3 separate regions of the Homo sapiens genome follow, and regions 1 and 2 are each linked to region 3. The links are chromatin loops, found by intact Hi-C in ENCODE. Cell type or tissue: mammary epithelial cell. All regions are shown on one strand.

Region 1 (8,000 bases), 320 kb after region 3:
CTGATGCCACCTCCGGCCTCTGACACAGGCCCCAAACTCCGTTCCCAGCCCGACTCCCAAACAGCATCTCCAACCTAGCAGCTGCCATTTGACCCCAGCCTGACCCTAACCTTGGATATAGTCCCTGAACACTGATCCCAGCCATAGCCCCTAACCTGAACCTAAGACCCAGTCCCTATCCTGTGACCCCAGCCTGGCACAAATCCCTGACCTCTGACCCCCAACAACAGACGCCTCACCTGTTACCTAACTTTTTTTTTTTTTTTGAGACAGAGTTTCACTCTTGTCACCCAGACTGGAGTGCAATGGCGCAATCTTGGCTCACTGCAACCTCTGCCTCCCGAGTTCAAGCGATTTTCCTGCCTCAGCCCCGAGTAGCTGGGATTACAGGCGTCTGCCACCACACCCAGCTAACTTTTGTATTTTTGGTAGAGATGGGGTTTCACCATGTTGGCCAGGCTGGTCTCGAACTCCTGACCTCAGGAGATCCACCCGCCTCGGCCTCCCATAGTGCTGGGATTACAGGCGTGAGCCACTGCACCTGGCCTGTTACCTCACCCTTAACTAGCATGACCCCTGACCCCAATCTTTAACCTCTGACCTGGCCCATACCCAGAGTCTTACCTCACTATGTGATTTCTGGCTATGACCCCAAGGTTGTGAATGGGCTTCTTACCCCAGCCTCTGGCCCCTTACCCTGGCCTCTGATCCCAGCTCCTGATTTCTAGGTTGACCCTGATCTACAACCTGTTTCCTTACACAAATATTTCTTTTTTTTTTTTTTTTTTTTTTAAATAATAGAGACGAGGTTTCACCATGTTGCCCAGGCTAGTCTTGAACTCCTGGTCTCAAGTGATCCACCCACCTTGGCCTCTCAAAGTGCTGGGATTACAGGCATGAGCCATTGTGCCTGGCCCTGACATGAAACTTCTGAATCAGGAAACCTAACGCTTTGAGGATCCATTTCTTCCTTCCTTCCTTCCTGCCTTCCTTCCTTCTTTCCTTCCCTTTTATTCCCTCCCTCTCTCACTCCATCCTTCCTTCTTTCTTTCCTTTTGTTTTGTTTGTTTGTTTTGAGAGAGTATCTCACTCTGTCACCCAGGCTGGAGTACAGTGGTGCAATCACAGCTCACTGCAGCCTCCAACTCCTGGGCTCAAGAGATCCTCCTGCCTCAGCCTCCCAAGTAGCTGGGACTATAAGCATGTGCCACCACACCTGGCTAATTAAAAAAAAGTTTTGTTTTGTTTTTTAAAGAGATGGGGTCGTGCTATGTTACCTAGGCTGGTCGCAAATGGCTGGCCTCAACTGATCCTCCCAAAGTGTTGGTGTTACAGCTGTGAGCCACGGTGCCCAGCTGACCCCTGGTCTTTTGATGCTGAAAAAACCTACACTCTGACTCCTCCCAACTCCGAGGGGACCATGGGTCTCCCTTTCAGACCATCTGCCAAGGGAGCCCAGGCTGCTGACCCACCCCTCAGAGGCCCAGTGCCCCCCGACCCACCAGCCAGCCGCTTCATCCAGGAGGCCTCGTCAATGCCCAGGTTGTTGACGATGATTCTCAGGATATTCCCCAGCAGGGAGTTGAGGTGGTCAGAGGTGACAGCTGTGCAGGGTGGGGGGGCGCCGGCGGGCAGGGCGGAAGGGGGTGCCTCGGGCCCGCGCTCCCACCATCGGGGCAGGTAGCTGCATAGCATGGGCAGCGTGATCTCGATGACATGCGGCATCTCTGTGTAGCGGGCACCTGACTCGGCCAGCCCCCCAATGTCTGCCATGAGCCGCTCCAGCACCGGGATGTCGGGACACATCTCCTCCACACTGTTGGGGAGCCCCAGGACTGGGGTACAGGGACGGGGGCAGGGAATGTCAAGCCATCACCCCCAGACCTCAGTGCCCTGGCCTCCCCCGCAATACATCAGACACCATTGAATTGCCACCCCCCTTAAACAGTCTCCCAAACCCTATTCTTCCCATCTCACCCTCCAACCCAACTACCTCTCCCAACCCTCACATTGAAACTCAGTGGCCCCGCAAACACTTCACACCCCCGAGCCTGTCTGCTCCCTAAAATCTCACCCCTAGAAACCTTCCCTCCTAAAATCTCCCACATCCCAAGCCCATTCCCCTCACCCCTGCTGTACAGCATACTCCAAAAGAGACCTTTTCCAACCCCACCCTGTCTCCCCGCCTTGTCTCTCTGAATCCCACACCCGGTTCAGTCCCTTGAAACCGACAACCTGTCACTTGCTCACTTGCTGACTCTGGGCCAGGTGCCATTCTGGGAGAACAGCTGACCAAGAAGACAAGTTTCCTGCCTTGGAGCGTATATTTCCCCCAGGTCCACACCTCATTCTAGCCTCTGGACCCAGGACTCAGGGGATTTTTGTCTGTTTTATCTGTTCACTGCTGAACCTCAGGTGACTAGGACAGCGCCTCATACATAGTAACTGCTCGATACATATTTGCTGAATGAATGAATGAACCCTGCCTTCCCTCAATCCTCTTATGCTCAAATACCCCTCACCCTATGTCTCCAAGCTTGATGATGCCCTCAAATGTCACCATCACTAAAATAAATTCCATAGCTCCAAATTCCATGGATGGGGTTTTGCTATGTTGCCCAGGTTGGTCTTGAACTCCTGGACTCAAGCAATCCTCCTACCTTGGCCTCCCAAAGTACTGGGATTACAGGCGTGACCCACTGCGCCTGGCCACCAAGTGCTACTTTTCTTAACTTTTATCAATAGATTCTGTTTTCAAAAATCAAATTAATCTCTAAATTCTCCCCATGTAACGGCCTTGAAATGCCCCCGAACCATAAACTCTGGGGTTCCTGAATGTGTGGCACTCCCAACCTGGGGAATCCTCAGCCGCTCACAGCCCAGCCCAGCCACACTACCCCCAAATTAGGGTCTCCCCAAGGCCCTGTGCTGGGGAGATTTGGACTCCCAGCACTGCTCCCGCCCCACACAGCTTACTGGCCCGCTCCCGCGGAGACTTGGTGGTGTACACGGAGCAGGCGTTGTACTCGTTCAGCTGCGGCTCCAGGAACGCCACCGGCATGGCTGCTGCCAGACGGGCCAGGCACTCCCCGAGGGCTGGCCGAAGCCTGGAAGACGGGGCTGTGTTTAGCTGCCACGTGTCCCCCTCTTTGGGGTCCTGGGTCCCAGCCCCATCTCCATAGAAACGGCTCCTCCCAGAACCCTTTGGGACAGAGCTGCCATTCATCCATGTGTGCCACTTGTTTTGTTTTTTAAGACAGGGTCTCGCTCTGTTACTCAGGCTGCAGTGCAGTGGCCTGATCTTGGCTCACAGCAACCTCACATTCCTGGGTTCAAGTGATCCTCCCACCTCAGCCTCCTGAGTCGCTGGGATTACAGGCACACACCATACCATGCCTAGCTAGTTTTAAAAAAAGTCGTTTTTGTAGAGATGCAGTCTCCCTATGCTGCTCAGGCTGGAGCTCAAGCGATCCCCCCATCTCAGCCTTAGGAGTAGGTGGATTTACAGGCACCAGCGCCACTACACCACACCACACCAGGCTAATTAAAAAAAATTTTTTTTTGTAGAGATGGAGTCTCACTATGTTGCCCAGGCTGGTCTCAAACTCCTGAGCTCAAGTGATCTTCCCGCCTCAGCCTCCCAAAGTGCTCACAGGTGTGAGCCACCGCGCACCGCTGGTGTCACTTGAAATCTGAATAACTTCAGAGCTGGTGGAAACAGCCGCAGCCTCGCTCTTGCTGTATCAGTAATCTCAGCTCAGAAGCGGTCACATGGCCACTGCCAGGGGCCCTCCCCAGTGACCCCAGTGTTGCGTGGCTCCTGTGTGCAGCCCCCGTGGTCTGCGCCTCCCTTTCTTCCCCAGCGAGGCCTGCCTGCTTCACAGCCCCAGACCTGGCGGCTCTACCTCCGTGGCTGACCTGTCCCTGAGCGCCCTCACGCGGCCGCCGTGGGGAACCGCGGCTGCCGCCGTGTGCGGGAAAATTCTTAACATCTACCCTGCTTTTCACCCACCCCATCTTCTTCCCCTGCTCCCTCCCTTCCCCTCCAGCCCCACCCAGCCCCAAACGATGGCTCCCTCTCCTTACTTTTCCACATAAGTGTTCTTGGTGGTTCCCAGGGAGTAGATACTGCACAGCGTTCGGTAGCAAGAGACCTGGACGTCGTCCACTGAGGGAGACAGGGGGCGAGGCTGCGGCATGCGCTCACAAGACAAGCCCTCCCCACCCCACCTCCCTTGTCTCAAATAGGCCCATGCAGTGGGGAAGAGCAAGCAGATGTACAGCCAGCCTTCCATGTACGAGTCTTGTGACTTGAGCAAGTTACCAACTCTCTCTCAGCCTCAGCTTCCCTACCTGTAACATGGGGATAGTTATAGTACCTTCCTCACGGGGTGGTCGTGAGTATCAAATGAGTTACTACTTGGAAAGCCACTAGAACGGGGCACACAGTAGGCACTCAATAAAGGCTAGATGTTGTTTCTTCCGTGGAGAGGACTCATGGCCCTCTATAATGAAAGTGAGGGGTACTTCCTCCAGAAAAATGCAAACAGAACTGCAATATTGCTGCAATTTTAGGCTATCTTTTTCATTTTATTTAAAATGTATATATTTTTAGGGTTGGCGCAGAGGCTCATGCCTGTAATCCCAGCACTTTGGAGGCTGAGGTGGACGGATCACCTGAGGTCAGGAGTTCGAGACCAGCCTGGGCAACATGGTGAAACCCCATCTCTACTAAAAATACAAAAATTATCTGAGTGTGTTGGTGAATGCCTGTAATCCCAGCTACTCGGGGGGCTGAGGCAGGAGAATCACTTGAACCCGGGAGGCAGAGGTTGCAGTGAGCTGAGATTGCGCCACTGCACTCCAGCCTGGGTGACAGACCGAGACTCTGTCTCAAAAAAAAAAAAAAAATTAAAAAAAAATTTTTTTAGAGATGGGGTCTCAGTATGTTGCCCAGGCTGATCTCAAACTCCTGGTCTCAAGTGATTTGCCCACCTCGGCCTCCCAAAGTGCTGGGATTACAGGTGCGAGCCACTGTGCCCAGACCAATTTTAGGTTAACCACATGCCCTCCAGAAGGCCAAGTTAAGAAGCTCATCATGAGGCAAAAAGAGGGCGGGGCTATTCTAGACTTTAAAGACACTACAGAGACACAACCACCAAATGCAGCAGGAGAAACTTGACTGGATTCTGAATTTCTTTTAAAAAAATCAAAGACATTTTGTGGGTAATGAGGGAAATTTAAATATGGTTAGGTTAGGTATGATAATGATACCGTGGTTACACAAGAGAAGGTTCCTATTCTAGGAAAGCCAGCTGATGAACATTAAGGGATGAGGTTACCCTGGTGTGTGCAACTTACACCCAAAAGTTCAACAAAAAAAACTAAATACTTTCAACCATACAGTGAAGGGTAGGCACACAGGGCAAATTGTTAACAATTTTCTTTTTTTTTTTTTGAGATGGAGTCTTGCTCTGTCGCCCAAGCTGGAGTGCAGTGGTGCAATCTCAGCTCACTGCAACCTCCACCTCCCAGATTCAAGCAGTTCTTGTGCCTCAGCCTCCCAAGTAGCTGGGACTACAGGCGTGAGCCACCATGCCCCGCCAACAATTTTCTTCTTTCTACCTTCCTGTATGTTTTGAAAATTTCAAAATACAAAGTTGGATGGGAGAAGAACCCTATCCAGGTGCTACTTTTCTTTTCTTCTTTTTTTTAAGATGGGGTTTTGCTATGTTGCCCAGGTTGGTCTTGAAATCCTGGGCTCAAGAGATCTTCCTACCTTGGCCTCCCAAAGTGCTGGAATTACAGATATGAGTCACTGTGGCTGGCCACCAACTGCTACTTTTCTTTTCTTTTTGAGATGGAGTCTCGCTCTGTTGCCCAGGCTGGCGTGCAATGGCACGATCTTGGTGCACTGCAACCTTCGCCTCCTGGGTTCAAGCAATTCTCCTGCCTCAGCCTCCCAGGTAGCTAGGATTATAGGCGACCACCACCATGCCCGGCTAATTTTTGTATTTTAGTAGAGACAAGGTTTCATCATGTTGGCCAGGCTGGTCTTGAACTCCTGAGCTCAGGTGATCTGTCCGCCTTGGCCTCCCAAAGTGCTGGGATTACAGGCGTGAGCCACTGCGCTCGGCCAAGTGCTACTTTTCCTAACCTTTATCAATAGACTCTCTTTTTTAACATCAAGGACCCTATTTTATTATTTATTTATTTTAGAGACAGAATTTTGCTCTGTTGTCCAGGCTGGAGTGCAGTGGTATGATCATAGCTCATTGCAGCCTCCAACTCTTGGACTCAAGTGATCCTCCCTTGTCAGCCTCCCCAGTAGCTGGGATTACAGGCATGTGCCTCCATGCCTGGCTAATCTTTAAATTTTTCTTTTTTTTTTTAGTAGAGACAGGGTCTCGCTATGTTGCCCAAGCTGGTCTTGAACTCCTGAGCTCAAGCGGTCCTCCTGCCTCAGCCTCCCAAAGTGCTGGAATTACAGGTGTGAGTCACTGCGCCAGTCCACTTAGGGTCTTTTGTTAGAGCTGCTGAGCTCGCGTCCTCATTAACTCATTTGCCACCTGCCAAGGTACTGACTGCATGCTTTGCTTACAGCAAGAAATCCACACATTCAAACACCCAGGGACTCTCACAGGCACCCGGATGGGTGGTGTTGGCCACACTGACTCCCCGCAACCTGCCCTTGGGTCAGGCGCCCTTACGGATGACGTCATCTCCGAACTGGTGCTGGGCGATGTGCTGGAAGAGGGTGGTGAGGACCGGCAGCAGTGCCACAGTGGTGTAGGTGAGGTTCTGGCCCACGCCTTTCACCTGGGTGCGCGCCTGCGACACCTTGCCCAGCCGCAGGTTCTCCACCATCTTCTCGATGTCCTCCGAGGCACTCTCGAAGAAGGAGCGGAGGCCAGCCTTCACGATCTCAGGGCCTGACTTCATCACTGTCCTAGAAGGGCAGCGGGGGAACATCAGCTCTGGAATCGGAGAGTCTAGGAGACCAGGGGTTGGGGTGGGGGCCCGATGATGGTGGGAGTGGGCGCCACTGCCTATGGCCCTACCTGGCATCCAGGGAGCGGGCCAGGATGTGAAGACAGTTGACCACAGCTGGGGCGTCTGTCCCTGGGAGAGGAAGATGGGCCGGGGGGATGCCATGGCTAAGAGGACAGAGGACAGTGCCTCCCTCTACATCCACCCCAACCGCTCTCTTCCTGAGGCTACCTGCGGGCTAAGTTGGAATGCTACTGCACCCCCACCCCCCCAGACTCCTACAGCGCCTCCAAATGTCCCTCCTCCCCAGCCCAACCACTCTCCTGGCCTTCCTCCTGCCCAGCCCTGACCCCACTGGGCTGTCCTTGTCTGGAGATAGGTCTGTCTCTCCCACTGGCCTGGGAGCTCCATTGAGGGCAGGCCCAGGGCATCTCAGTCACTGCCCTACCCCCCGGATACCTGGTCCATGTCTCCAGGTCCAGGGGAAGAAAACAACAAAGGTTGTTCAAATTAAGGCAGAACCTGGGAGCTATTTCTTCAGGGTGGGGAAGAGAAAGATTAGGGAGGAAGACCGAAGGTGTGGAGCCACTTACCAAAGAGAGAGACTCGGTGGCGGACGAGAGCAGCAAGTTTGCAGAAGAGGCTGAAGAAAGAGAAAGGGACAGAAGGCAGGAGAAACAGCGAGTGAGGAGGCCAAGGAGACGAGGACAGCGTGACCCAATTAGAGGAGACAGGGACAGAGAAGACAAGGAGAGAGGAACCAGGAGGGGGTCCAAATGATGGAGACAGGAGGGATGGGAAGGGGCAGAGAGATGGGCAAGCTGGAATGTCACAGGCAGTAACTGGGATGCTGGGGAGGTGAGGGGTGAGTCAGCCTTTCTTATTATTCTTTGTTTGTTTATTTTTTTTAGACAGGGTCTTGCTCTGTCACCCAGGCTGGAGTACAGTGGCACGATCCCAGCTCCCTGCAGCCTCCAACTCCTGGGTTCAAGTGATCCTCCCGCCTCAGC
Region 2 (8,000 bases), 280 kb after region 3:
GGTGCCCGCCACCACACCTGGCTAATTTTTTGTATTTTTAGTGAGATAGGGTTTCATCATGTTGGCCAGGCTGGTCTCGAACTCCTGTCCTCAGGTGATCCACCCGCCTCGGCCTCCCAAAGTGCAGGGGTGACAGGTGTGTGCCACCGCGCCCAGCCATAACACTCTTTATCTGTTATCCTGCTAATGGAAATGTAGGTTGCTTCCAGATTTGTATTTTGTTTTTGTTTTTTTTTTCTGAGACAGGGTCTCACTCTTTCACCCAGGCTGGAGTGGTGCAGTGGCACGATCTCAGCTCATTGCAGCCTCCACCTCCCAGGGTCAAATGAGTCTCGTGCTTCAGCCTCCTGAGTAGCTAGGACTACAGGTGCATGCCACTGTGCCTGGTGAATTTTTGTATTTTTTTGTAGACGGGGTTTTGCCATGTTGCCCAGGCTTGTCCCAAACTCCTGAACTCAGGTGATTTGCCCTCCTCCGCCTCCCAAAGTGTTGGGATTACAAGCATAAATCACCAAGTTCACCCACAGATTTCTTTCAGACAACACTTTTCTTGAACATTCTTGTGCTGATTGCCCATGCATTTTTGCAAGAGGTTCTCTAGAGCAGCATAAAATGTTCTTGACCGCACTCACTCAACCATAAGAATACATTTTACAATGTGACTCAAAAAAAAAAAAAAAGGTTTCATGACATAATTCTGACCTTTGCTGTGTAGCACACTCTGCAGTGTTCTATTTTATTTCTAAAGATGCTGGTCACGAGTTACGCATTGCTAAATTAATTTCATTACCTCCAGACGGGTAGCAACATGCAGTGTGAGAAATGTTGCTCTGGGGTATGAACAGAAGCAAAATTTTCTGGCTCTCAAAAGTGCTTTGTAAAAACCCCAGAACTTTGCAAAATGCTTTCTAAATGAGTAACATGCTTTGCAAATCATGAAGGGCTCTAGAAACCACAGAGCATGGAGACATAATCACACCGGAACCCCTCACCTTCTGCCCTCACCTCGTCTGCTTGCCTACCCCTCTATCATGAGCAGTGTGACACTGTCTGTCTCAAAAATCCACCTCTGGCCAGGTGTGGTGGCTCATGCCTGTAATCCCAGGACTTTGGGAGGCCGAGGCGGGTGGATCACCTGAGGTCAGGAGTTCGAGACCAGCCTGGACAACATGGTGAAACCCCGTCTCTACTAAAAATACAAAAATTAGTTAGGCATGATGGTGCGTGCCTGTAATCCCAGCTACTTGAGAGGCTGAAGCAGGAGAATGGCTTGAACCTGGGAGGCGGATGTTGCAGTGAGCCAAGATTGTGCCATTGCACCTAGCCTGGGCAATAAGAGCGAGACCCTGTCTCAAAAAAAAAAAAAAAAAAAAAAAGAAGCCCACCTCTCCACAGGCGCCTGGGACACTATCACCTCCATTCACTCCTAGACTTTGCTCTTGTGATTTGCTGATCTCTCTGTGTCATCATTCATTGCCCATCCCTTTATTTATTTATTTACTTACTTACTTATTGAGACGGAGTCTTGCTCTGTCTTGCCCAGGCTAGAGTGCAGTGGCACGATCTTGGCTCACTGCAGCCTCCGCCTCCTGGGTTCAAGTGATTCTCCTGTCTCAGCCTCCTGAGTAGCTGGGACTACAGGCGTGTGCCACCACACTGGCTAATTCTGTATTTTTAGTAGAGACAGGGTTTCGCCATGTTGGCCAGGCTGGCCTTGAACTCCTGACCTCAGGTGATCTGCCTGCCTGGGCCTCCCAAAGTGCTAGGATTACAGGTGTGAGCCACCACACCTGGACTATTTTTTTAAAAAATTATTTTTATTTTTTGAGACAGAGTCTTGCTCTGTCACCCAGGCTGGAGTGCAGTGGCGTGATCTTGGCTCACTGAAACCTCTGCCTCCAGGGTTCAAGCGATTCTCCTGCCTCAGTCTTCTGAGTAGCTGAGATTACAGGCATGTGCTACCACGCCAAGCTAATTTTTGTATTTTTAGTAGAGATGGGGTTTCGCCATGTTGGCCAGGCTGGTCTTGAACTCCTGATCTCAAGTGATCTGCCCGCCTTGGCCTCCCAAAGTGTTAGGATTACAGGCATGAGCCAGGCCTTTTTATTTTTCATTTTTGTGGGTACATAGTAGTTGTATTTATTTATGGGGTAGATGAACTATTTTGATATAGGCATGCAATACGTACTCACATCAGGGTTAATGCGTTATCCATTCCCTCTGGCATTTATCCTTTCTTTGTGTTACAGTCTACTTATAGTCTTTTAGTTGTTTTACTTTATTATTAATTTTTTGAGACAAAGTCTGTCTCTACTACCTAGGCTGGAGTGTAATGGAGTGATCATGGCTTGCCATAGCCTCGACCTCCTGGGCTCAAGTGATCCTCCCGTCTTAGCCTTCCAAGTTGGGACCACAGGCATGCACCACCATACCCAGCTAATTTTTTAAACAGTTTTTTTGTAGAGACAAGGTCTCATTATGTTTTCTAGGCTGGTCTTGAACTCCTGGGCTCAAGCGATCCTCCCACCTCAGCCTCCCAAAGTATCGAGATTACAGGCATGAGTCATCGTGCCTGGCTAGTATTTTATTTTATTTTATATTTTATTGTATTATTTTATTTTATTTTTGAGAGAGTCTCACTCTGTTGCCCATGCTGGAGTGCAGTGGTGCAATCTCGGCTCACTGCAACCTCCGCCTCCCGGGTTCAAGCGATTCTCCTGCCTCAGCCTCCCGAGTAGCTGGGAATACAGGCATGCACCACCATGCCTAGCTAATTTTTGTATTTTTATTTCTTTTTTTTGAGACAGAATTTCGCTCTTGTCACCCAGGCTGGAGTGCAATGACGCGATCTTGGCTCACAGCAACCTCCCCCTCCTGGGTTCAAGTGATTCTCTTGCCTCAGCCTCCCAAGTAGCTGGGACTTCAGGCATAGGCCACCATGCCTAGCTAATTTTTGTATTTTTTGTAGGGACAGGGTTTGGTTTCGCCATGTTGCCCAGGCTGCTCTCTGTCCCTCTTGTTCCCATTTTTCAGCCTTTCCATTTACTGTCCCCTTTGCCTGGGACACCACAGCCTCGCTGAGTCATATGGTATCTTTCAACTCTCAGCTTCGCTGTCCCCTCCTGCAGAAGGCCTTCCGCCACCAGCCGGTTTACAGGGCTTACCACACCCTGCTCACTCCCACACCCTTCAGACCACAGATTATAACCTGCAATTACTTCGTGTATTTCGTTATTTGCATCTGCCCCTTCCCACTGGACTATCAGCCCCCACAGTGGGCTCTCTGTTTTGTTCACTGCTGTACCTTCAGGACCAGGGCAGTGCCTGACACACAGTAGGTACTCATACTCATTTGTCAAGTGAAGGAAGCATCATGAAAACTAAGAGGCTGGGCGCCGTGGCTCATGCCTATAATCCCAGCACTTTGGGAGGCTGAGGCAGGAGAATCGCTTGAACCTGGGAGGCGGAGGTTGCAGTGAGCCGAGAGCATGCCACTGCACTCCAGCCTGGGTGACAGAATGAGACTCTGTCACAAAAAAAAAAAAAAAAAAAAGAAATGAGACTATCGCCATTTTGCAATCTCTAATGAATGAATATGTCTGAGTGTTGAGCAGAAACAGCTGCTGGCATCTGGAAAGGAGGTGCCTCCTGGTGGAGGTATACAGTAGCCCCACATAGGAAGGTTCTGGCTAAAAAACTCCTTACACCCAAATCTGAATCTGCTCGAACTTTGGCTGAGTCCCACTTTGGAGGAAACCCAGGGGACACAGGAACACATGAAATGACACCACAAGGACGCATTGGTCAGGTCCAGACTATGGGAAGCTCTACAACTAGGACAGCACTATCCACTGATAGACTTAGTGTGAAAAAAGAATGAAAAATGTCGAGCTAATCATTTTTTAGATTGATTATGGCCAGGCACAGTGGCTCTTGCCTGTAATCCCAGCACCTTGGGTGGCTGAGGAGGGTGGATTGCTTGAGCACAGGAGTTTGAGACCAGCCTGGGCAACATGGCAAGACCCCATCTCTATAAATAAATAAACAGGATTGATTCCATGTTGAAATAATATCCTGAGTGTACTAGATTATGTGTAGTGTTTCATTTTACTTTTTTTTTTTTTTAACAGAGTCTTGCTCAGTTGCCCAGGTTGAAGTACAGTGCCATGAACATGGCTCACTGCAGCATTAACCTCCAAGGTTCAAGAGATCCTCCTGCCTCAGCCTCCCCAGTAACTGGGACTACAGATATGCACTACTACACCTGGTTATTTTTTAAAGTTTTTATAGAGATAGGGTTTTGCTGTGTTACGCAGGCTGGCTCAAACTCCTGGCCTCAAGTGATCCTCCCGCCTTGGCCTCCCAAAGTGCTGGGATTACAGGCACGAGCCACCATGCCGGTCCTCTTTTTACTTTTTAAAAAACATGGCTATTAGAAAATTTAAAATTATGGTGACTCACGCCTGTAATCCCAGCACTTTCGGAGGGTGAGGAGGGCAGATCACTTTAGGCCAGGAGTTTGAGACTACCCTGGCCAACATGGCGAAACCTTGTCTCTACTAAAAATACAAAAATTAGCCAGGTGTGGTGGCGCATGCCTGTAATCCCAGCTACTCAGGAGGCTGAGGCAGGAGAATCACTTGAACCTGACAGGTGGAGGTTACAGTGAGCTGAGATTGCCCCACTGCACTCCAGCCTGGACAACAGAGTGAGACCCTGTCTCAAAAAAAAGAAGAAAATTTAAAAATATACATATTGCTCATATTGTATTTCTGTTGGACAGTAAAGATCTGCAGGACTGGATCTCCAGGAGATAAATTGCAAGGAAAAAGAAAAGATAATAGAGGGGAAGCAAGAGATGAAAGATGATTTTAAAAAGTATCAGCCAATTGCAATGGGTGGCCCTTGTTTGGATTCTGATTTAAAGAAGCTACAAAAAATCCTGATAGTTACATGAAAGTTATGAGATTTGGAAATTTGCACACTCACTAGATATTTGATGATTTAAAGGACTGTGACTTTTTTATTTGTACTGTTTTATTTTGGGTTAGGAGTGATGACATTGTGGTTTGTTAAATAAAAGGAACGTCTTTTAAGGCCACACACACATACACACACACGTGCGCACACACACATGCATTTTTTTTTTTTTTTTTTTGAGGCAGGGTCTCACTCTGTTGCTCAGGCTGGAGTGGAGTGCAGTGGTGTGTTCAGGACTCACTGCGACCTCAACTTCTCGGTCCTCCCACCTCAGCCTCGCAAGTAGCTAGGACTACAGGCATGTGCCACCACACTCGGCTAATTTTTTGTATTTTTAGTGGAGACAGGGTTTCGCCATGTTGCCCAGGCTCTTCTCAAACACCTGGACTCAAACAGTCCACTCTCTTGGACCTCCCAAAGTACTGGGATTACAGGCGTGACCCACCGTGTCTGGCCAAGACCATATATATTTTATGATACCATTTATATGCAGTGTTCAGAATAGGCAAATCTATAGAGGCAGAAAGATCAGTGGTTACCGGGGGCTGGGGTGGGGGAAGTGGGAAATGACTGCTAATGGGTATGGGGTTCGTTTTCAAAGGATGATTAAAATGTTCTAAAATTAGATTGCAGGGATGGCTTCATAATTCTGTGAACACACTATAAACCACTGAACTGTACATTTTAAATGGGTGGATTTTATGGTATGTACATTCTATTTCAGTAAAGACACTTTAAAAAGGAAGTGTTTTAATTAAGAGACAAATAAAATTTGCAGATAGGAAAACAATGAAGATAACCTCAAGACTGTTTACTGACCAGGAATAAATCAGTAACCTAAAATGTGGTTTCTGTTGGGTGAGGTGACTCATTCCTGTAATCCCAGCGCTTTGGGAGGCTGAGGCAGGAGGATCCCTTAAACCCAGGAGTTCAAGACCAGCCTGGGCAACATAGGGAGACCTCATCTCTGTTAATATAATTAAACATTTAAATAAATAAATAAATAAAATGTGATTTCAAACACCAGAAAGGGCCTTCCAAGCTATAGTAGATGTTTTGAAATCTACAAAGTACTTCATCAATGAAGATGTGATTTGTAAACTGTCAAGAACTCTGGCAACCATGAAGAACTTGGGAAATTATAGAACAATGCTACTTATTTTTTTTTTCTTTTGAGACTGAGTCTTGTTCTGTCGCCCAGGCAGGAGTGCAGTGGCGCAATCTCAGCTCACTGCAACCTCTAACTCCCGGGTTCAAGCAATTCTCTGCCTCAGCCTCCCAAGCAGCTGGGATTACAGGTGCATGCCACCATGCCCGCTATTTTTTCGTATTTTTAGTAGAGATGGGGTTTCACCGTGTTGGTCAGGCTGGTCTCGAACTCCTGACCTCAGGTGATCCACATGCCTCAGCCTCTCAAAGTGTAGCAAGAGTAATTGTTATAGCCAGCATTGCTTTAGGCCCAAATACTACAGCCTTCCTCAGCACATTTCCCTCCATCTGCTGGAACTCTGCAGTAAAACATGTACAAATGTAAAATGTCTGTGGTATAAATGACATCCTTGTGCAGTGCACAATGGGTGCAACTATCCATGACAGCCCTGACTGCAACATGGGTTGTATAGCAAAACATTGGGAATAAAGCCAGTGTCCATCAACAAGGAATAGCAAATAAACCATAATATACACACAGCGTGGAATATTGGACACCTGTAAAAAAGAATGACGACACTTCCTATATCTCCAGAATATGTTATTAAATAATGCAGACCAGTGATGTTATACCTATTATGTACAAAACGAGAAAAACAAAAATATCTGTTTGTATTTTCATTTAAAAAATGATGGAAGGATACAAAAGAAACTAACGAAAGGGCTTTACCATGGTAGATGTGGGGAAGAGTGGATTGGAAAAGAGCAGGAGTAAGACTTCTCACTTCACGCCTTGCTGTATTTTGATAAATGTTTTTTTGAGACAAAGTCTTGTGCTCTGTTGCCCAGGCTGGAGTGCAGTGGTACAATCATGGTTCACTGCAGCCTTGACCTTCTGGGCTCAAAGGATCCTCCCAGCTCAGTCAGCCTCCAGAGGAGCTGGGACTACAGGTGCACACCTCCACATCCAGCTAATTTTTTGATTTTTTTTTTTTTAGCAATGGGGTCTTGCTATATTGTCCAGGCTGGTCTTGAACTCCTGGCCTCAAGCAATCCTCCTGCCTTGGCCTCCTAAAGTGCTGGAATTACTGGTGTGAGCCACAGCACCTGGCTATATTTTGATTTTTTTTTTTTTTTTTTTGATATGGAGTCACACTCTGTCACCCAGGCTGGAGTGCAGTGGCGTGATCTCAGCTCACTGCAATCTCTGCCTCCCAGGCTCAAGGGATTCTCCTGCCTTAGCCTCCTGAGTAGCCGGGATTACAGGCACCTGCCACCATGCTTGGCTAATTTCTGTATTTTTAGTAGAGATGGGGAGGTTCGCCATGTTGCCCAGGCTGGTCTTGAACTTCTGACCTCAAGTGATCTGCCTGCCTTGGCCTCCCAAAGTGTTGAGATTACAGGCGTGAGCCACTGTGCCCAGCCTATATTTTGATTTTTAAAATCGTGAGTAATTATATATTCAAAAAATAAAATGAATACACTTTTCCCAGTTGCAGATTATAACTTTGTGTAACAGATGTTGAGCTGTAAAATGTCAGGTAGGTGACATTAAACCCTGTGATCTGTGCAGCCCCAGTCAGGAGAGATCATTACTCATTTTCAATTGTGAATCATGTGTACTTTAGCTCCTGCAAATGCTTTTTGCTTCTCTTGTAGCCACCCCAGACTCTCTCCCTAAACCTGCCAGGCTCGAGAGTAGGGCTGAGACCCCCAGCCAGGGCCCAGCCCCCAGGAAGTGCTCACTGACTATCGATTAGACCAGATTAACAGATGAATCTGAAGGCAGTGTACTCTGAGGCCAGACCGCCTGAGGTCTAACCCTAACCTTGTCACTTATTAAGATGGGTGACCTTAAGCATGTCCGTTTA
Region 3 (8,000 bases):
GCTGCTCCCTCCAAAGGTCAGAGGCAAATTGGTGACCAAGTGAATGTACCAGAGCGGGCAATGGCATTACATGACTGCTAACAGAAACATGGCAACAACCATTTCTTCTCCAAGGAACATAAATAGAAGATGTGCAGACCGGCAGGGGCTAGTGGCAGGGGGCTGGCTGTGCATTGGTTTTGATGCCTCTCAGCTTTGGCAGCCCCAAGGCTGGGGCCCAAAAAAAAACGAGGGCTGATGAGGTGACCTGGAGTGAGGGCGGTGCTTCGCCACCCCTCAGGAACCATACTTCAGCGGCTCTGCCTCTGCACATTGCTCACCAACACACAGGGTAGAAAACCACTAGCTCTTCCTGGAGAGAACAGAACATGCAGCCTCCACCACGTCCCCAGAAACAGCCGCAGACTTGAGCTCACTACATCAAGAACACCACACCGCGCTCCAAGGAACAGCTACAAGCACAGAGACAGAGGCATACAGAGACAAAGAGAGAAAGAGACGCAACATGGCAGCAGACACTGCTTTTTTTATTAAACATTAAAAAAAAGGTCAAAATCCAAGCAAACTTGAACCCGAGAATGTACACAGAAGTAGGAAACACAGAGAACAGAGCTGTCCCAGCCAGCCAGCGAGCGATGCTCTTTTCGGAGAACGTTTCATAGACGGAAGTAGATTCCATGGGCCTCCAAGACAATAGGATCCTCTCTCCATTCCTCGCCATATGGGTTTTGTTTTTTAAGTCATTTGGTTTGGGGAGGGCCTTGTTTTTTTTCTGTTTTGATATTTTTATTTTTTCTGCAGTCACCGGCTGCCAACATAATCTGCACCAACTGGAGATCAGAAACCAAAAAAAAAAAAAAAAATTTTAACCACAACAAAAAAAAAATCAAAAAAACCAAAACAGACCTAAAACCAGACAGCCAAACAGCTCAGAGGCACACAGTTACCTGCTGCCGGGTAACCAGGCGCGCTCCCAAGGCCAAAAGCGCGAGCGTAGTGGGGCCACTGGCACACCTCATACCAGGAGACACGCACACGGAGCGCTACACAGCCAGAAGCACCGCACCACCGCACTGCAGCACATATGTGAGGAGGTGACAACATGGAGGGACACTACCCACTTCATACACCTTTATTTCCACTTTTCTGATATCTTCTGAGGACAGAACATCTGTGAGCCATTTTTGATTTAATCAAAATATTGACTTTTAAAACAATTCTTTAAAAAAATTGTAGCGGATGTGTACCGTGACTTGTATTTATGACTGTAAAACCATGTGATGCAGGGTCGCAGTGTATGTTTGATGGGACGCCATCTTTCAGAACTGTGCTAACTCACTGTTGAAGCGTCCAATGGTAAGAGAAAATACAGATTTGTTTTTTGTGACAAATGGACATTGTACTCTGTACTTCTGCTGTAAGTAGTCCTTTTCCATTTTGTAATGACTGGTAACAAAACCCAGGCCGGGTGGCAGGAAAGGGCAGTGGTTTCGAGCCCTGGGTTTTGGAGTCAGCCAGACCTGGGTTCAAATATGGCTCAGCCACTGTCTTGCTTTGTGACTTTGGGCCAAAGTGTCTTTTAACTGCTCAGTTAAAAGTTAACAACTCAGTCTTCTTATCTGTAAAATGGGGCTGAAATATCAGAACCTACCTCATAGGGTTGTTGTGAGGAATTTCAGAAGCTGTGATGTCTGTAAAGCGCTTAGCCCAGTGCCTGCCACTTAAGCGCTAAGTTAAAGGCAGTGATTACGAACTGCTGGGGTCGGGGTGGATCTGCGCCATTGCTGGGTGTGGGAATGTCGATGCCTTGTACATGATTGCTTATTTGAACTGATTCTGCTGTTGCCCTGCTTGTCAGCTACAGTCAGTCCCTCTTGGGCTGGCGGGACTGGGAGGGAGGGGGGACTGGGATTAAGAAAGAAGGGATCTAACAGAGACAGTCTGGAGCTCCTAGAACTTTGGGGGCTTTGGGGGTCAAACTTGCTTGCTTCCCTCTGGGGTTATTTTCCTCTTAATCTACTCTCCCTTCATTGGGAGTCACTTTAGAAAGCTGCTTTTGGCCCGCCATAATATATCAGCTTCTGTAGCAGCTGCACATTCCCCAGAGGGCCTGGGAGCTGGGCTTTCTCCCAGGGCCAGGGTAGGTGAGAGCACAGAATCTGGCCTTGTCCTTCACAGAACAAGGCCAGCCCTTTGGTATGAGCAGGGGAAGGAGAGTGGGCACCAGCTTTGAGGCTCGGGCTTCATGCCCGCCGTAGGTCAGATCACAAAAGGAGGCCCCACAGCCCTCGAGGAAGGGAGGGCTTGCAGTTGGCAGGAGCTGGGGGCTCAGATCAGCCTGTGCAGTCAGGAGGGAGGGAGAGACCCCAATTTCTGAGTGAGACTCCTAACTGTTTTCTCTCTCCACAGGTGACCCTGGCAGCAACCCCAACAAACGCCAGAGGCAGCCCCCTCTCCTGGGAGATCACCCCGCAGAATATGGTGAGGGCAGGGGGTTCCCCTCCGTGGACTCCCGTGGCTCATGTGCCCCTGCCCGCCGCCCGCCGTGCAAATTCTCACCCGTCCTCCCTCTCTTTCCTTCCCACCCCCCAGGAGGGCCCCACGGTGGGTACCACAGCCATTACCATGATGAGGGCTACGGGCCCCCCCCACCTCACTACGAAGGGAGAAGGATGGGTCCACCAGTGGGGGGTCACCGTCGGGGCCCAAGTCGCTACGGCCCCCAGTATGGGCACCCCCCACCCCCTCCCCCACCACCCGAGTATGGCCCTCACGCCGACAGCCCTGTGCTCATGGTCTATGGCTTGGATCAATCTAAGATGAACTGTGACCGAGTCTTCAATGTCTTCTGCTTATATGGCAATGTGGAGAAGGTGAGCTGCTGCCGGGCCCCCTGGGTTCCTCGCTGAGCCTCGTATCTTGCCAGTCAGCACGGGAAAGAACCAGGGGGGAGCCTGGTGTGGCGCTGGGCGGGCAGACGCCAATGAGTGACTCAGTGAGCTCAGGCAGCCTGCTTGCAGACGGGTTTTGTTTGGTCCTCACTGTATGTGGGTGTTGTGTTTTTGAATTACCAATGTTTAAAAAAAAGATTTTATCACATAAAAGTACTAATACCAGTACATGAACATAGAGATTTATAAAACATAAAAATGAATCCATTATAGTGAAACACCATCGTTTAAGGATTTCCTCCTGAAAACTTAAGACCTGGCAACACCGGGCCTTCTGCCTTCCCATGGGACAGTTGACTGGGGCTAGCGGTGGCTGAGTGTCTACCTGAGACCAGGCGGCATTTTGCTTAACATTAAACCCGTCTGGGTCTTGGGGGCCTTTGTGCAGCTCATGACTTGGCCCATTACTTAGAGTAGTTCGTAACACAGGTGAAGTGTTGTTAGTTACCAGGCACTGTTAAAGATGCTTTACATGTAGTGACCTGTGTAATTTCTCACATTAATCCTTAATGAGATGGACAGGGGAAGTGGAGGACGGGGCTTAAATAACGCGCCCAGGTTCACATAGCCTTTATGTGAAGCAGGACTCAGAGCCAGACTGCCTGGCTCCAGAGCCGGCACTGCTCTGTTGTAACCCAGCTGAAGGAGTATTTTACCTTGTGACTGTAGACACAGCCATCCATAGATCACACACGTCTGTGTGTAACAGACAAAATGGTGAAAATGGCTGATTTGATTTCTGATTCCTGTACAGTTTTCTGTCATGCTTCACTAAATGATTTACTGGTGGGTTATGTCCCACAGTTAAAAACATGGCCCAGGCTCTGCTTCTCACTATGGGTTGAGCACTTGGTGTGGGCCAGGCATGTTTTTCTAGTGGTCCCGATTAACTGTGAGGACATGGGAGGCCAGAGCAGGGGTTATTATCACTAACTTGGGAGGGGCAGGAGAGGGGACCCTGGCAGCTGGACAGAGGTGCTGACTGCAGCTACTCTCCCCAAGGTGAAATTCATGAAAAGCAAGCCGGGGGCCGCCATGGTGGAGATGGCTGATGGCTACGCTGTAGACCGGGCCATTACCCACCTCAACAACAACTTCATGTTTGGGCAGAAGCTGAATGTCTGGTAGGTGCTCAGGCTCGGGAGGGCAGCAGAGGTACAGGGGAGAGAAAAGGAGGGGAATGGGGCCCAGCAGAGGAGCACAGTGAGGCCGAGGTGTTGACTCACACAGAAATGGGATGTGGCAGGTGTGTTCCCAGACGTGTCTCTGACACCACAGGAGAAAGTGAGTCAGCCTTGCCTCAGGTGTAGAGCAATGCCCCAAGGCACACAGGGCAAGCTAAGCCTCTGGAGGCCACAGGGGAAAGCTTCAGGGACAACTTTGGGTATGACAAAGGCTCCCCTTTCTTCCTTGCTGCAGTGTCTCCAAGCAGCCAGCCATCATGCCTGGTCAGTCATACGGGTTGGAAGACGGGTCTTGCAGTTACAAAGACTTCAGTGAATCCCGGAACAATCGGTTCTCCACCCCAGAGCAGGCAGCCAAGAACCGCATCCAGCACCCCAGCAACGTGCTGCACTTCTTCAACGCCCCGCTGGAGGTGACCGAGGAGAACTTCTTTGAGGTGTGTGCCGTGGAGCTGCGCAGGCAGTCGGGTCCTTGCCACGGCCGTCTGAGTAGGCCATTCATTTCAGTCTTTTCTGCAAATAGCTGTTGAACTCCTGTCCTGCCTGGCCCTGGGTTGAGTGCTAGGGACACAGCAGAGGCCAGGACAGATAGGAATCTGTGCTCTCAAACTGGACAGGGTGAGAATGGCACCAAGTTTCTAGCAACACCATTTGCCGCGTTCCTTCCTTTTACATTTTTGGCAAGCAGGGCAACTGCTCGTTTGCTGGGAAAGCTGCTTCACAGGCCCAGTGATGAGGGCCCAATTTCACAAGAACCGCATTGGCGTAGGCTTCGGGTGCCATCACCCTGATACCATCAGAAGGTGGGGCCCTGTAAAGCTCAGTCAGGGGGAACTGAGGCAGCGGAAGGGAGGAGGAACTCAAGTGGATCTGGCTGTGGTCTGAAATGTTGACCTTGCATTCAGCAAACAGTGTTCAGCAAACAGCCGGGTGCAGATATCCACATAGCTGTTGAAGTTGGGAACGAAAAAGCAGCTTCCCAGTCTCAGGCAACTTAATAATTAAAGAGCATTGTTGCTGGCCTTTTTATGACACAGGGATGCCTTAGGGTATGTGATAAAATCTACAAGCCTTTTCTCCTGAAAACTTCAAGTACTGAGTCATGCAGGGCCTGGTCTGCTTGAATCCTGTGTGGCGGCCCTTTTGTTTCAGAGTTCATTTACTACCTGTTTTCTTTTGCAGATCTGCGATGAGCTGGGAGTGAAGCGGCCATCTTCTGTGAAAGTATTCTCAGGCAAAAGTGAGTCGAGTGTGCCCACCTCCTTGCCCTAATTGCATGGTGGTTGGTGGGCAGCTGCCTAGTTCCTATTGGGTGAGTCTAAAACCTTTACTTTTCCCCTTGGTTTGCAATCAGGTGAGCGCAGCTCCTCTGGACTGCTGGAGTGGGAATCCAAGAGCGATGCCCTGGAGACTCTGGGCTTCCTGAACCATTACCAGATGAAAAACCCAAGTGAGTATCTGTGTGTCCTGCAGGCATCAACCTGGTGACCTAATGGGTTGGCTGGCTTCAGGCCAGGGATGTCCTTCCTGCCCTTGAGATAGGACCCCGGGATCTTCGCACTGTTGGTGACACAGGCAGGTGGGACCTGCTCATCAGGAGAGCAGCCTGTGCTCCTCTTGGGAGAGCCAGCCTGACTGCCTGCTGCCACTCACTCTGCCAGCTTGGGAGTTGCTCAGGCTTGTCCTCCAGGGAGGTGGCATTCTCTTCTTTGCATCAGAGACTGGCTTAGGTAGGAAAGCCACTCTGTTACCTAGGAAAGAGGCAACACTATCCAGCAGGTAAAACTTGCCCACCCAGTTGCTGGGAGAGGCCCATTGCCTTGGGCTGGCGAAGGAGATAGGAATGGGATTCTCTATGGGAATGAAGGAAGAGAAGGAGAAACGCCGTGCATAATTGGTAATTGGCTCATCTTGAAGCCTCACGTTGGGCAGTCACTCCTTAGACCCCTGCCGTTGACCTGCAGAAAATGGGAGATGGGTACAAACTTGAGGGGACCTGGGTTTGGGGAGCCTCCAAAGACGGGAACCAACCAAACTTGTCTCTCCTTTGCAGATGGTCCATACCCTTACACTCTGAAGTTGTGTTTCTCCACTGCTCAGCACGCCTCCTAATTAGGTGCCTAGGAAGAGTCCCATCTGAGCAGGAAGACATTTCTCTTTCCTTTATGCCATTTTTTGTTTTTGTTATTTGCAAAAGATCTTGTATTCCTTTTTTTTTTTTTTTTTTTTTTTTTTAAATGCTAGGTTTGTAGAGGCTTACTTAACCTTAATGGAAACGCTGGAAATCTGCAGGGGGAGGGAGAGGGGAACTGTTATCTCCCAAGATTAACCTTCACTTTTAAAAAATTATTGTACATGTGATTTTTTTTTTTCCTGTTCATACATTTGTGCTGCCCATGTACTCTTGGCACATTTCAATAAAATTGTTTGGAAAATAAACACAGCACTTGCTGGGATTCCAGGATGTCTGCTTTTCTCCCTCTCTGTCCTGAAGACACAGGCAGGCCTGAGCACAGTCACAGGCCCTCTGGAGGCATACAGAGACCCAAGAGGAGCAGGGTGGGCTGCAGACTGAGAATGGTGCTAGCAATTGAGTCTTTGAGGAAAATCCATCAGGCTTAGTGGCATTCTTACTGGGCCCTGCCCGAGCAAGCTCTATCAGGCCCAGTGGGTCATCACACCTATAATTCCAGCAATCTGGGGAGGCCAAGGTGGGGCACATACTTTGAGCTCAGGAGTTGAAGACCAGCCTGGGCAGCATGGTGAAACGTCACTACAAAAAGGTGGGTTTGGTGGAACACCTGTAGTCCCAGCTACTCGGGAGGCTGAGGCAGGTGGGTCAGTTGAGCCTAGGAGGTTAACAGTGCAGTGATCACATCACTGCACTCCAACCTGGGTGACAATGAGACCCTATCTCAAAAAAAAAAAGGTTTCCAGCCTTGCCATCATGGTGAAACCCTGTCTCTACTAAAAATACAAAAATCAGCCGGGCATAGTGGCGCATGCCAGTAGTCCCAGCTACCTAGCAGGCTGAGGTGGATCACCCCAACCCTGGAGGGTGATGCTGCAGTGAACTGTGATGGGGTCATTGCACCCCAGCCTGGGCAACAGGGTGTCAAAAAAACCCAAAACCTTTGTGTTCTGTATCATTTCAGAGTGACTTGTCTTTACCCTTGCAGTATCATTGTGTGGATGTGTCATGATTTAACCTGGTCCCAAAGGGTAGTTTCCAGGTCTATTTTTGCTATTGCAAACAGCGCTGTAACACGTATCTACACAAGTATCTTGGCCAGCTTCCCTGATACTGATCAGGAGATAAATTCCTGCCAGTGGAATTGCTGGGTTAAAGGATATATATAGCTGGATGTAGTGGCCCATGCCTGTAATCCCAGCACTTTGGGAAGCCAAGGCAGGCAGATCACTTAAGGCCGGGAGTTTTGAGACCTGGGCAACATGGCAAAACCCTGTCTACAAAAAATAAGAAAGTGGGCCGGGCATGGTGGCTCACGCCTGTAATCCCAGCACTTTGGGAGGCCGAGGTGAGCGGAACACTTACGGTCAGGAGTTCGAGACCAGCCTGGCCAACATGGTGAAACCCTGTCTCTACTAAAAAAATAAAAATTAGCCGGGCATGGTGGCACGTTCCTGTAGTCACAGCTACTCAGGAGGCTGAGGCAGGAGAATCGCTGGAACCCAGGAGGCAGAGGTTGCAGTGAGCCGAGATTGTGCCATTGCACTCCAGCCTGAGTGACGAGAGTGAAACTCCGTCTCGAGAAAAAAATATATAGAAAAATGATGTGGGCATGGTGGCACACACTGTGCCTATAGTCCCAGCTACTCATGGGGGCTGAAGCAGGAGGATCAC

The links. Peaks named below come from ENCODE experiments on the same cell type or tissue, not always from the same donor. Only the 100,000 strongest peaks of a DNase experiment are listed, where the experiment ranks them.
Region 1: it touches region 3 in a loop (9-fold over the local background); 3 of 110 quality-filtered maps call a loop at or near these places.
Region 2: a loop joins it to region 3, with 5 times the contacts of the local background. A loop is called at or near these places in 4 of 110 quality-filtered maps.

What each region holds. Positions count from the first base shown.
Region 1 is chr19:38,511,194-38,519,193 of GRCh38, reverse strand. It overlaps RYR1 (ryanodine receptor 1), which reads right to left. Exons shown (of 106, transcript NM_000540.3): 61 at 7,584-7,633; 62 at 7,062-7,122; 63 at 6,711-6,949; 64 at 4,087-4,168; 65 at 2,977-3,107; 66 at 1,503-1,835. Among named protein-coding and RNA genes, the nearest start is that of MAP4K1-AS1, 81 kb to the left of the region's middle. RefSeq lists enhancers at 5,717-5,806, 5,817-5,866. In mammary epithelial cell, a CTCF peak has its summit at 3,954 (motif pointing left); no DNase peak of the experiment used is centred here; H3K4me3 peaks cover 185 bases.
Region 2 is chr19:38,552,605-38,560,604 of GRCh38, reverse strand. All of the region lies in intron 89 of RYR1 (ryanodine receptor 1), which reads right to left. Among named protein-coding and RNA genes, the nearest start is that of MAP4K1-AS1, 40 kb to the left of the region's middle. RefSeq lists an enhancer at 3,124-3,313. In mammary epithelial cell, a CTCF peak has its summit at 3,646 (motif pointing left); a DNase peak (open chromatin) is centred at 814; H3K27ac peaks cover 1,167 bases.
Region 3 is chr19:38,834,969-38,842,968 of GRCh38, reverse strand. HNRNPL (heterogeneous nuclear ribonucleoprotein L) reads left to right here. Exons shown (of 13, transcript NM_001533.3): 7 at 2,410-2,481; 8 at 2,593-2,873; 9 at 3,954-4,075; 10 at 4,371-4,572; 11 at 5,318-5,375; 12 at 5,490-5,585; 13 at 6,189-6,599. The coding sequence ends at 6,247. LOC124904712 (a long non-coding RNA gene) reads right to left here. Exons shown (of 2, transcript XR_007067252.1): 2 at 3,118-6,093. Among named protein-coding and RNA genes, the nearest start is that of ECH1, 7.2 kb to the right of the region's middle. RefSeq lists enhancers at 1-58, 141-220. In mammary epithelial cell, CTCF peaks have their summits at 4,096 and 4,569; DNase peaks (open chromatin) are centred at 4,188, 5,208 and 7,378; H3K27ac peaks cover 3,522 bases.